2 separate regions of the Mus musculus genome follow, and region 2 is linked to region 1. Evidence: chromatin loops called from intact Hi-C (ENCODE). Cell type or tissue: heart. All regions are shown on one strand. Links, peaks and the distances in the headings refer to the core of each region. The heading gives the core; the rest is flanking DNA.

Region 1 (5,375 bases), core at 70-5,069:
TCTACGTTTAACACAAACAAACAAATAAATGAATAAATAATAAATAAATAACAAACCTCAGTTCAAATGAAATCTCACATTCTTGAGGGAGCCAGTTAAAAGCATTTAAGGATCTCAACTTCATTCTGCTTGGAAAACCACTTAATTAGCCTCATTAACTATCAGCCATACCCTTATCAGGTTAACCTTATCAGGCTAACTTATTAACCGTATCGGGTCCCAACCTTAAGGGAGAAGTGCCTTTGCCCTTGGGCCTCTTTGCTCACAGTAGGTGATTGTCAGACCTGAATATTTTCCTTTAGCCTAAATGCTAAAAACTCAGTGCATAGTCATTATAGGGATGACAGTTCTAGGGACACTGCACTTATGAATATTCATGATGTGAAACCTATAGCATTAATTACATTAATTTGCATAGCTGACTACAAGGGAATCATAAGTTGTAATGATAACTAAGCCTTAAGAAGGAACATCCCGGTAACCCTATACAGGTATGTTTTCTTACAAATGCTGTTTAATGGGAATGAAGGTGACATTTCTGTCAAAAGGCATTCGGGTATTTATAGTTCGAGGTGTTGTTGTAGCTAAGAGTTAAAGCACAGAATAATCCTTCAGTTTTCATAGGATTTTGCAGGGCTTATAAACATTCTTTGAAGAAAGAGAGTTGAAAGAAAAATCTGTATTAGTGAATGAAGGAGAAACCTCCCATGTGAATAAGAGAATTCGTGGTCCCTTGATGGCTCTTTGGATCAGAGACCTATTATTTTACGAAAAGAACCTTTGTGTGTGTGTGTGTGTGTGTGTGTGTGTGTGTGTGTGTAAGATCGGGTTTAGCTTTGGATCCAATGTCTGTTTGCCTTAAGTTTACTTTTTAAAATTTTTATTTTTATTTTATGTTTATGGGTGTTTTGCCTGTCTGTGTGTGTGTCTGTATGTGTATGTGTGTGTGTGTGTGTGTGTGTGAGTGTGAGTGTGTGTAAACATGCATGCAGCTTGTGGAGGCCACAAAAGAACACTCCTGGAAATTGAGTATTAGGTCACTGTGAGCCACCACGTGGGTGCTGGGGACTGAAGCTGAGTCCTCTGGAGAAGCAGCCAGTCCTAACCATTTAGCCATCTCTCAGCCCTTGGCTTTGAACTCTTGACCTACTGGCTTCTGCCTCCTGAGTAGGTTCCATTACAGGTGTGCACCACCATGCTTAGCTTTAGTCTAGATATTTTAATTCAACTTTGTTTTCTTGAGATAAAAGTCCCTGTAACCCAGATGGGCCTTGAATTTACCGTGTAACTGAGGATGCCCTTGAACTTGTGAAACTCCCTCCGTTCCCTTAGAGCTAGAATTCATGTCTGGCTCGCCATGTCCAGATAATAGCTTTATTATTATTTTTAGTTGTGTCAATTATTACTCTGTGTGTGTGTGTGTGTGTGTGTGTGTGTGTGTGTGTGTGTGTACAGGTGCACATGTGTGGAGCTCAGAGGACACCTTTCAGGAGTAACTTCTCTCCTTTCACCGTGAATTCTGGGGATCAAATTCAGGTCTTCAGACATGCACAGCATGCACTTTAGCTACTGAACTACCTCACCAGCCATCACTGCCACCTCCTCCTCCTCTTCCCCCTTTTCCTCTTCCTCCTCCTGCTCTTCTTCATTTTGAAAAGTTCATTTTAACAAAGTAGGTATTTTACTCCTTTGTTCCAATCTGCTTATAGAGCATATCAGATATTTCCATACCGAAAGTACTTAGTTCTGGACTGGCACATTCATGTAGACGGGTCACTCCAGGCGCAGGACTATGGGACAGCATCTGATCTGCAACCAGATTTATTTCTTTGTTTTATTTTACTAGTATCAGATTTTGTTAGAACTGTGAATATGGACAGGACAATAGTTCGAGATTTTAGACGTGATCAGTCTTCTCTGGTCCGGAACTCACAGAGATCTGTCTACCTCTGTCTCTTGAGTGTTGAGACTAAAGGTTTCCTCAGCGCACCGAACAATTTTGATATATTTCTAAAAGCAAGACGTTTTGATATGGGCAGTGCATGCCTGGGATCCCAACACTTGAGAATCAGAAGGATCAGTAATTTAAGAATATCCTCAGCCAGATAGCGATTTCAAGGCCAGGCTAGGATCTGAGACTTTGTCACACACACACACACACACACACACACACACAGACACACACACACACACACACACTAAAGGATTGGTGACATGGCTCATCTTGTAAAGGCACTTGCCACCAAACCTGACACCCTGAGTTTGATCCTCATAACCTGCACGGTAGAAAACACTGATTGTAGAAAGTTGTCTCCTGTCCTCCACATGTGAGCTATGGCTGCATATACCTCCCTACCTCAGTGCACATACAGTGAATGAGTGAGTGATTGAATGTTAAAAACAGCAAAATATTTTAAAAAATGTTAACTTGAAGAGGAGCAAATGTTATATGCTGGCACATTTGCTTACTTAAGAGTTTTGTTTCTGGGAGGGCTTGAAATGGGTCTCAGTGATACAGGGCTTGTCCAGCTCCCATAAGGCTGGGTGTTCAATCCCCAGTACTGCAAAAGCAAGCATACCAACACAAACCTTTCAAGGATAATAATGTATCCCCTACAACAGTCCATATGTGAAAATTAGGGAAAAACTACTCTATGTTTTGCTGGGTACGTTGTTACTGCTTTTTTTTTTTTAATCTATTTTATGCTTTTGAGTGTGTGGAGGGCATATATATCTGTGTACCACATGCAAACTTAGTGCTTTTGGAGGGCAGAAGAGGGCATTGAATCCTCTGGAACTGAACTTACAGGTGATAGTGCACCACCATGAGGATGCTGGGAGCCCAAACAGGGTCCTCTGCAAGAGCAGTCAGTGCTCTTAATTTCTGGGCCATTTCTCTCCAGCCCTGGGGTGTTTCTCTTTAAAAAACAAAGAAACAAAGAAACAATAAAACCCCACTGTTTTCTTTCAGGTATAGATTTTCTTCTTCTTTTTTTTTTTTTTCTTTTCTTTCTTTCTTTTTTTTTTTTTTTTTTTTTTTGTAGTTGCAAAACACATTTTCAGACTTTTCTATTTTCTTCTTCCCCCTCAGCAATCTCCTGGCTTGGGCAGACCTATCTGGCTCCAGATTGCCGAGTCTGCATACAGGTTCACTCTGGGCTCAGTTGCTGGAGGTGAGTGGAATATCTGTGGCTGCTTCAGGCTGGTTTTGCTGTAACATTATCCCAGCAGATGGGACAGCTCAGCAAAGGTGCAGTTCACTGTTCCTGGGGGTCAGGACTGTGAGGCTTTCAGAAGATTCTTTATTTCTACCTGTGATCAGAGGGCTTGTCATAGCATGGCTGCGGCCCTCTGGCTCCAGCCTGTCTTGAGCGTAAAACCTCTGTAATAATGGGAGAGTCTGGAGTGCACTGCTGTACTCCCCCTCTGTAATCACATCAGGTAAGGCCAGCGTGAAAAATGGAGATGAGAAAACTGAGTGTATGGGGTCAGGCTAGGGGCAGGGTAGAAGCCAAGATCTGAGATGCAAACTGAGAAACTCATAAAATAAAACAAAAATCCACAGAGAATCACAGCGTCTGGCTTGTGATTTTTCTTTCCTTTTTCTGGCTTAAGAGTATCCAGATATGTTGTTTATTTGCTAAAAAGAATCCCTCCTCCCCTCTCTGCTCATAGAGAGTCCATTAAAAAGCTTTCTATTTGTGTGTGTGTGTGTGTGTGTGTGTGTGTGCGCGCACGCGCGCACACGGGTCACTTCGGGCATGTTAAGATCAGAGGGCAACTTGGCCAGAGTTGGCTCTCTCCTTCCACGGTGTGGGGTCCAGGGATTAAACTCAGGTTGTCACACTTGATGACAAGCACCTTTGCCTGCTGAGCCACCTCACCAGCCTGAGACTATTTTTACTTAAATTATCTACAGAGAAAATGTATAGAACTTGAAATCACTTAGTTGAGAAGAACCTCCAAAAATATTTAAACACTCCTGAGTTTTCAAAACTAGCTGGAACTGGTGCCCAGTAATTTTTTTTTTCAGCCTCAGTTTTAGAAGGTGCCAAGAACATACTGCTTTCAGCAGCCAAAAAATAGAACACTCTAAGTCCTGTGAATTACTTCAGTTCCCAAGGAATTCTCTAGCATGACTTTAGGCTTTTGTTTGATTGACTTTCAACCAAATTCTATACATGGGGATAGGATCGTGTCAAGGACTCCTCCCCCAAAGGATGGGTGTTGCTTAGATTTGCCAAAATGCTTCAGTGAATTAAACTTTAAAATCACAACCTCTTAGCTTCCTTAGCGTCACTTCATAGTTGTGAAGAAGGAGCAGGTGAAATATTTAGGCGTTTAATAGAAAATGTAAAGAAGTGATACAGGTGGGCTGTGGTTGCACATGCCTGTAATCCCAGCAGAGGTGGGCTCATCTCTGTGAGTTCAAGGCCAGTATGGCCTACAGAGTGGGTTCTAGGAGAGCTGGGGCCAGAGAAACCCTGTCTAGAAAAAGAAACCAACAAACAAAACAAACAAAAGAAAGAGAAAGAAAGAATAAAGAGAAATGGTATCCATACATAATTGTTTTATGTCACTTAATGAAACTGAGAGCTGGTGTTCTAAGGTTGGTTGGCAATGATTTGAAACTCACTCTCTTAACTCACACATAAGACATCAAAGATTTTTTTTTTTTGGACATGCTAGGTAAACACTCTACCACTGATTGTTGTCCCTTAAGCAGACCCGGTTGCTTGCCATTCCACCATCTTTTGGCTCTACTAATAAGAGAAGGAAACCTGTAAATAAGATGAGAGCCTTCCGTGAGACTAGATGCTGTGTTCTATGTTTCGCCTATGGAGATGAGATCTGATGCCTCAGGGACGCTCCATCTAATTGTGTTCTTTTGTTAAACCTAAAAATTGTTCTATTTGTAGCTGTGGGGGCCACTGCGGTGTACCCCATAGACCTGGTGAAGACCCGGATGCAAAACCAGCGTGGTACGGGCTCTGTGGTCGGGGAGCTGATGTATAAAAACAGCTTCGACTGTTTTAAGAAAGTGTTGCGCTACGAGGGTTTCTTTGGACTGTACCGAGGTGAGTACGCGCAGCTCAGCCGCCGACGTTGGTGATTTTTTTGTGTCACCATCAGCAGATTTTAACTCACTCGTTATAAAGACTGATAAGGGCAGTTTCTTTTCCTTCCCGCCCCTCCTTTTGCTCCTTTTCCTGTGTTGTGTTCTTTCTGGTGACTAGCAATATTAGTCAGTAAACAGGCGTTCCTTTCTCCTTCCTACTGCTTTGAATTCTTGGGCTCCAAATCCTGCGCCTCTCCTACCATGTGTTTTTGAGCATGCTCTTTGAGGGCACGGCGCTCAGAGAGCCCCTCTGCTC
Region 2 (5,375 bases), core at 106-5,105, 250 kb before region 1:
CTCCACATGTTCATGGCTGGCTTCTCCCCTCTCCCCTCTCCCCTCTTGCCTGTCCCCTCTCCCCTCTCCTCTCCTCTCCCCTCTCCTCCCCTTTCCCTCTTCCCCTCTCCTCTCCTCTCCCCTCTCCTCTCCTCTCCCCTCTCCCCCCCCTTTCCCTTTTCCCCTCTCCCCTCTTCTTCCCTCTCCCCTTCCCATACCCTGAATAAACTCTATTCTATACTATATGTGGTTGGTCCCTCAGGGGAAGGGATGTCTCAGCATGGGCCACGGAGGCACCTGCTTTCCCCATACCTCACCACACCTCCATAGAACATAACCACCCTCTCTTTATCTTTTAAGAAACACATCACTACCGTTTGTCCTTGTCATAAACAAGAGATCTGGGGCTATGCCTTTGTTTCCCTCTCTGTCAATTCTATACCCACTCTATGGATTCCTCACAGCTAAGATGGATGGTAAAGGCTTGGCAGAAGCTAGGGTTAATGAGTGACCGACTCAGTCTAGGATATGTTCTAGCAATTGCCTTCTCTACTAGACTGTAGGCCACCGGACCTTAGTGATCCCCAGATCCGGACACTATGTTACAACAAGGAAGTGCCAGTAGTGAGATTGGGAGCAGTAGAGAGCCTTGTACTCAGGACCACTTAAGGTGGAGAAAGGAAAGGCAAAGATGCCCCTGGGGAGCTATCAGGGAAGCACCTAGCAGAAGACCCCACCCACTTAGCTGGGCTAACAAGCCCAACCCTTGAAAGCATTGTGACCTCTTGCTGAGCCTAGGAAGGAAAACTAAAACACAAACTTGAGTTTCAAGAATACAGGCTCTGGAGTCTGTCCATGTGAAGGCTTAAGGGATGGGATTCTGTGTGGCTCCCTGGATTCCTGGAGGAAACCTTAGGGTCTTGCTGGGAGAACCAGTGTTAAAGACACTAACAAGAACTTTCTGGGGTAGCTGTGTGGCTGTGATAGAGAAGCCAGTATGAGACGGGCAGGACTGGGAGGTCTCCAGAGACAAATCCCTGCCCTTTCCCCACAGCTTTGAGTTCCAGGACAAAGCTTAAGAGATTTAGAAATTGCAGGTCTCCAGAGCTATAGGGGTGGTACCCCCAAGACACACACACATACACACACACATAAACACATACACACACACACACACACACACACACACACACACACACACACACCAAGCATCACTCCTGGGACCAGCAGCAAGCAAAGATTCACCCTGGGACCATAGCCAGAGAGTAGGTAGTCAAACTAGCCTTGGAATGTGCAGACCAACATGGAAGCCCTGGGGGAGTGGGGCGGGTGCCTTCTTTCCCAGATCTCACCTCTCAGCTTGGTGCAGGACACCCAGTAGACAAGCAGAGGCAAAGTTCTGGGCCAAGCGAAATCGAGGGAATCTGGCCAGGGGGTTAGGGGGAGCCCTAAGTGAACCTTCACTCTCCAGCTTGGAGCCTCTGGAAATCCTGGGTGTTTGAGGGCTTACCCTAAACACTACTGGGATTTGTGCTGTAGCAACAGAGAAGGCAGCTGGCTGACAGCTGAAGTTGAGTGAAGCACCTGATGCGAAAGAAGTTGTTTTCTTCTATCCAAGAACCTCGAGATGTTCATTGCTACAAAGGGAATGGGTGGATCAAGCTACACTCTGAGGAACAGGCTGCAAACTGAGATGTGTTGAAACACACAAAGTCTGCATTGAGACACCTAACCCTCCTCTACTAGATCTAGGCAGACTAAAAGAACTCTGGGGCTAGGAATAATAACTGAAGGGAAGGAGCAAGCACCAAGGCAAACTAGCCTCATTCAGGCAGCCAGTTTCTCTCCAAATTCATCTCAACTCCCTCTTGAGGCCTCTTCTGTCTGAGGAGAGCAGAGTGGCTCTCCTCAGAACTGGGGCTCAAAGTGTAAAATATCAATCAATACAAGAATACAATCAATACAAGAATACTTAGGGTGCTTCACTTTAGACCAAAGTAGAGAAATCCGTTGGCTATTTCTTACAAAGCAATGAGACAATTTGGATGAACCTAGATTTTGGCGGGTGGGGGTGGGGTGGCTCATGCCTGTAATCCCAGCACTCAGGAACTCAGATGTAGACAGGAGGATGGTTGTGAATTTGAAGCCAGGTTCGTCTACACAGCAAGTTCCAGACTAGCCAGCACAGCGTCCTGAGATTGTGCCTCAAGAAAACAAAATTAGTAAATGGAACAAGATGTAGATTTGTGTCTGGCTTATCAGGACACTTCAAGCCTAGGTCCCCCCCCCCCCCCCAGCTATAGGTCTCTCTCCTTCCCCTTGCAGCTTTTCCCCTCTCTAGGCTCAGAGCTGCATCCACTTCCCAGGCTACAGGGCACTCATCTTGTGTCCAAGATAAAAGAGGGCCCAGGTCCTATTTATTCCAGAATGATGCTGTTTTATAAATCTCACCTGAGTTTACACTGTTTCTGGGGATTGAGAAAGAAATAGAATGCAGAAAACTTTCCACCACCAGTATGCCTTCAGGACAGGCTTGATTGGCAACAAAGGGGCAGAGAAAGCGCAATCAGATTTTTAATTCTGATTCTGATTTTTAATTTTAATTTTGATTGGTTTTTTTCCTTTTATTAGGGCAAAACAGCTACTCGTGTGGTGTCAGAGCACAGGGACTTGAAATCGAGTCGCTAAAAGGCAATCTGGATTAAAAACCTTGAGATACCGTTGATGCACATAAAAGGGGCAGGAAGCAGTTTAAAGTCAATACAGTAGGGAGGGTCTGGTCTGGTGCAGGCGAGTCCCACCAGGGAGCGTTTCTAATAAAACTCATTCTTCCCCATTCTCTAGGCCTTCCTTAGCCAAGTGGCTGAGAACTAAATCCAGGCAGACTGGAAGGCGCATTACCTGCCTCATTATTCCGCTGTGTGAATGCTGGAGTTTTAATTACACACTTGCTTTTTCTGGGGAAGACCAAAGATCGTATTTTTTAAAGTATCAACTTGTTTTCCATTAGGCAGTTGTTGTAACAAGTTCTTTCAGTGACATGTTATGTCTTTAGGAAGGGATGCTTCAGATGGCGCGCACTAGCACAATTTTGTGGCTTTTAATTACTATTTTGTTCTTTTGGGGGGTTTCAGAGGCTGGCGCCTGGGCGTGATTAGACTGTCTACCAGGCCTGTAACAACCTCCTACACTGTCCACCAGGTGGCGCCACAAAGCAGGCGCTACCGCAATCTTCAAACTTGAGAGTCCATCACTGCGCTGAGTCCATCCATCACCCTTCTTTTGAAAATCCCAACCACCAGAGAGGGGAACTCATCACTTGGAAAAGAAAGAAAGAAAGAAAGAAAGAAAGAAAGAAAGAAAGAAAGAAAGAAAGAAAGAAAGAAAGAAAGAAAGAAAGAAAGAAAGAAAGAAAGAGAGAGAGAGAGAGAGAGAGAGGAAGGAAGGAAGGAAGAAAGAAAGAAAGAAAGAAAGAAAGAAAGAAAGAAAGAAAGAAAGAAAGAAAGAAAGAAAGAAAGAAGAAAAATAAAAATAAAGAAAGAAACCTAGAGAAAGAAATTACAACAGTGGAGTAAGATCCTAGAACACGAAAATGTAAAATAAAGTAGACAAAATAAAACTTCTTATATTTATTGTTTATATCAAGAAAACGTGTGATAATGAATCTTGATAAATCTCTAATATTACTTCAGTATCTCTTTTTTTTTTTCATTCCCCTTTTCATAAAAACACCAATGCAAACGACTTTGAAGGCTGTCTAGTCTGGCCTACCTTTCCCAAGGAGGGAACCTCAGAATCAGTTTCCAGCTAGTGGCTCAGATGTGCGTCATTACTAGAGACCTTTATGTGTATGAGGAAAAGTGATTTCAAATACATTACTAGTAATAATACCTTTGGGCTTATAGAGCTCTTCTCTCAAGCAAAAAGGAAAAACGTTAAACATTATCCAATTAATTGTCGTAATATCTCTGTGGGTAGTTTGGGAAGCATAGGTTATTATACGCGGTTTATGGATAATTTAAATCAATTGCCCGTCAGGTGCAAAGTGGCTGACAAGAGTAGTGCGAGCCAGGCACCTCGAGGAAAAGTATCTGGAGAAAAAGGAGACAGAGCTGGCTCGGCCCTCTTCCTGGCTTTATTTGATTAAGGCGAAGTTGGACAAGAGATGTAAATCGTTAGACTTGGCTCTTGAAAGCAGAGTAAGGTGGGAGACCCCATTTCTTTCCCGGAGCCTTATGTCCTGTTGCGGGCCATCCCGCACCCTATCCAGCTCCAGATCGGGTACCCACTTTCTGCAGTGCTTGTACACGCACCCACCGCGGCCGCCTTGCCCGCCACGTGACACGCGGGTCCCGGGGCCGCCCGGTCGCGGACTCCCGGCGCCCCGCGGCTCATTCCTTCTGATTGGCTGTTGCTAGGTGACGTTGCCCGCGGTCACGTGATAAGTGTTAAATGCCCACCCTGCAGGAGCCTGCCCGGCAGACAATCGTAAAGCTGCTCGGGGGTCGCTCACCTGCTCCCGCCTCCTGGAGCCCCTACCGGGTCTGACCGCTCTTGCCCCCTCCATTGCCCGCCCCCCGCCCGAGCCGGGCCAGGAGCCGAGAGGTCCGAGAGGCCCGGGAAGGATGCGGCCAGCAGCTGCGGTCCCGAGCCACGCACGGTGATCGCCTCCTCCAGGGGAGGAGGCGCCTAGACCGTAGCCTCATTTCTTGTTTTCCTCTCCCTCCCCCTCCCCGTAATTACATTGGTTGCTGGAAGGGACCCGGAGAGATAGACAGAGGAGGCGCCTCGCATCCCCCTCTCGCCCGCCACCCGTGCTCTTTCCTGTCCCGGGTCAGGATGACTGGAGTCTTTGACAGTCTGGTGGCTGATATGCACTCGACCCAGATCACCGCCTCCAGCACGTACCACCAGCACCAGCAGCCCCCGAGCGGTGCGGGCGCCGGCCCTGGCGGCAACAGCAACAGCAGCAGCAGCAACAGCAGCCTGCACAAGCCCCAGGAGTCGCCAACCCTCCCGGTGTCCACGGCTACGGACAGCAGCTACTACACCAACCAGCAGCACCCGGCGGGCGGCGGCGGCGGGGGGGCCTCGCCCTACGCGCACATGGGCTCCTACCAGTACCACGCCAGCGGCCTCAACAATGTCTCCTACTCCGCCAAAAGCAGCTACGACCTGGGCTACACCGCCGCGTACACCTCCTACGCGCCCTACGGCACCAGTTCGTCTCCGGTCAACAACGAGCCGGGTAAGCATCGCAAGCATCTAGGGTGCCCAAGTCACGGGGAGGGACCGGGTAAGCATGGGGTGGGGGGCAGTCCGGAGCTCTAGCCTTGCACTCTGTGCATCTCTTGCTCCCGCCCTGAACTCTGCCCAATCTCCAACTGCACGCGAAT

What was found. Peaks named below come from ENCODE experiments on the same cell type or tissue, not always from the same donor. Only the 100,000 strongest peaks of a DNase experiment are listed, where the experiment ranks them.
Region 2: a loop joins it to region 1, with 4 times the contacts of the local background. A loop is called at or near these places in 3 of 42 quality-filtered maps.

What each region holds. Positions count from the first base shown.
Region 1 is chr2:71,296,368-71,301,742 of GRCm38, reverse strand. It overlaps Slc25a12 (solute carrier family 25 (mitochondrial carrier, Aralar), member 12), which reads left to right. Exons shown (of 18, transcript NM_172436.4): 10 at 3,092-3,173; 11 at 4,920-5,078. Among named protein-coding and RNA genes, the nearest start is that of Slc25a12, 69 kb to the left of the region's middle. In heart, for the core only: a CTCF peak has its summit at 2,812 (motif pointing right); no DNase peak of the experiment used is centred there.
Region 2 is chr2:71,545,836-71,551,210 of GRCm38, reverse strand. Dlx2 (distal-less homeobox 2) reads left to right here and starts at 4,457. Exons shown (of 3, transcript NM_010054.2): 1 at 4,457-5,227. The coding sequence starts at 4,819. In heart, for the core only: a CTCF peak has its summit at 3,162 (motif pointing right); DNase peaks (open chromatin) are centred at 3,180 and 5,040; H3K4me3 peaks cover 1,133 bases; H3K27ac peaks cover 641 bases; H3K27me3 peaks cover 4,513 bases.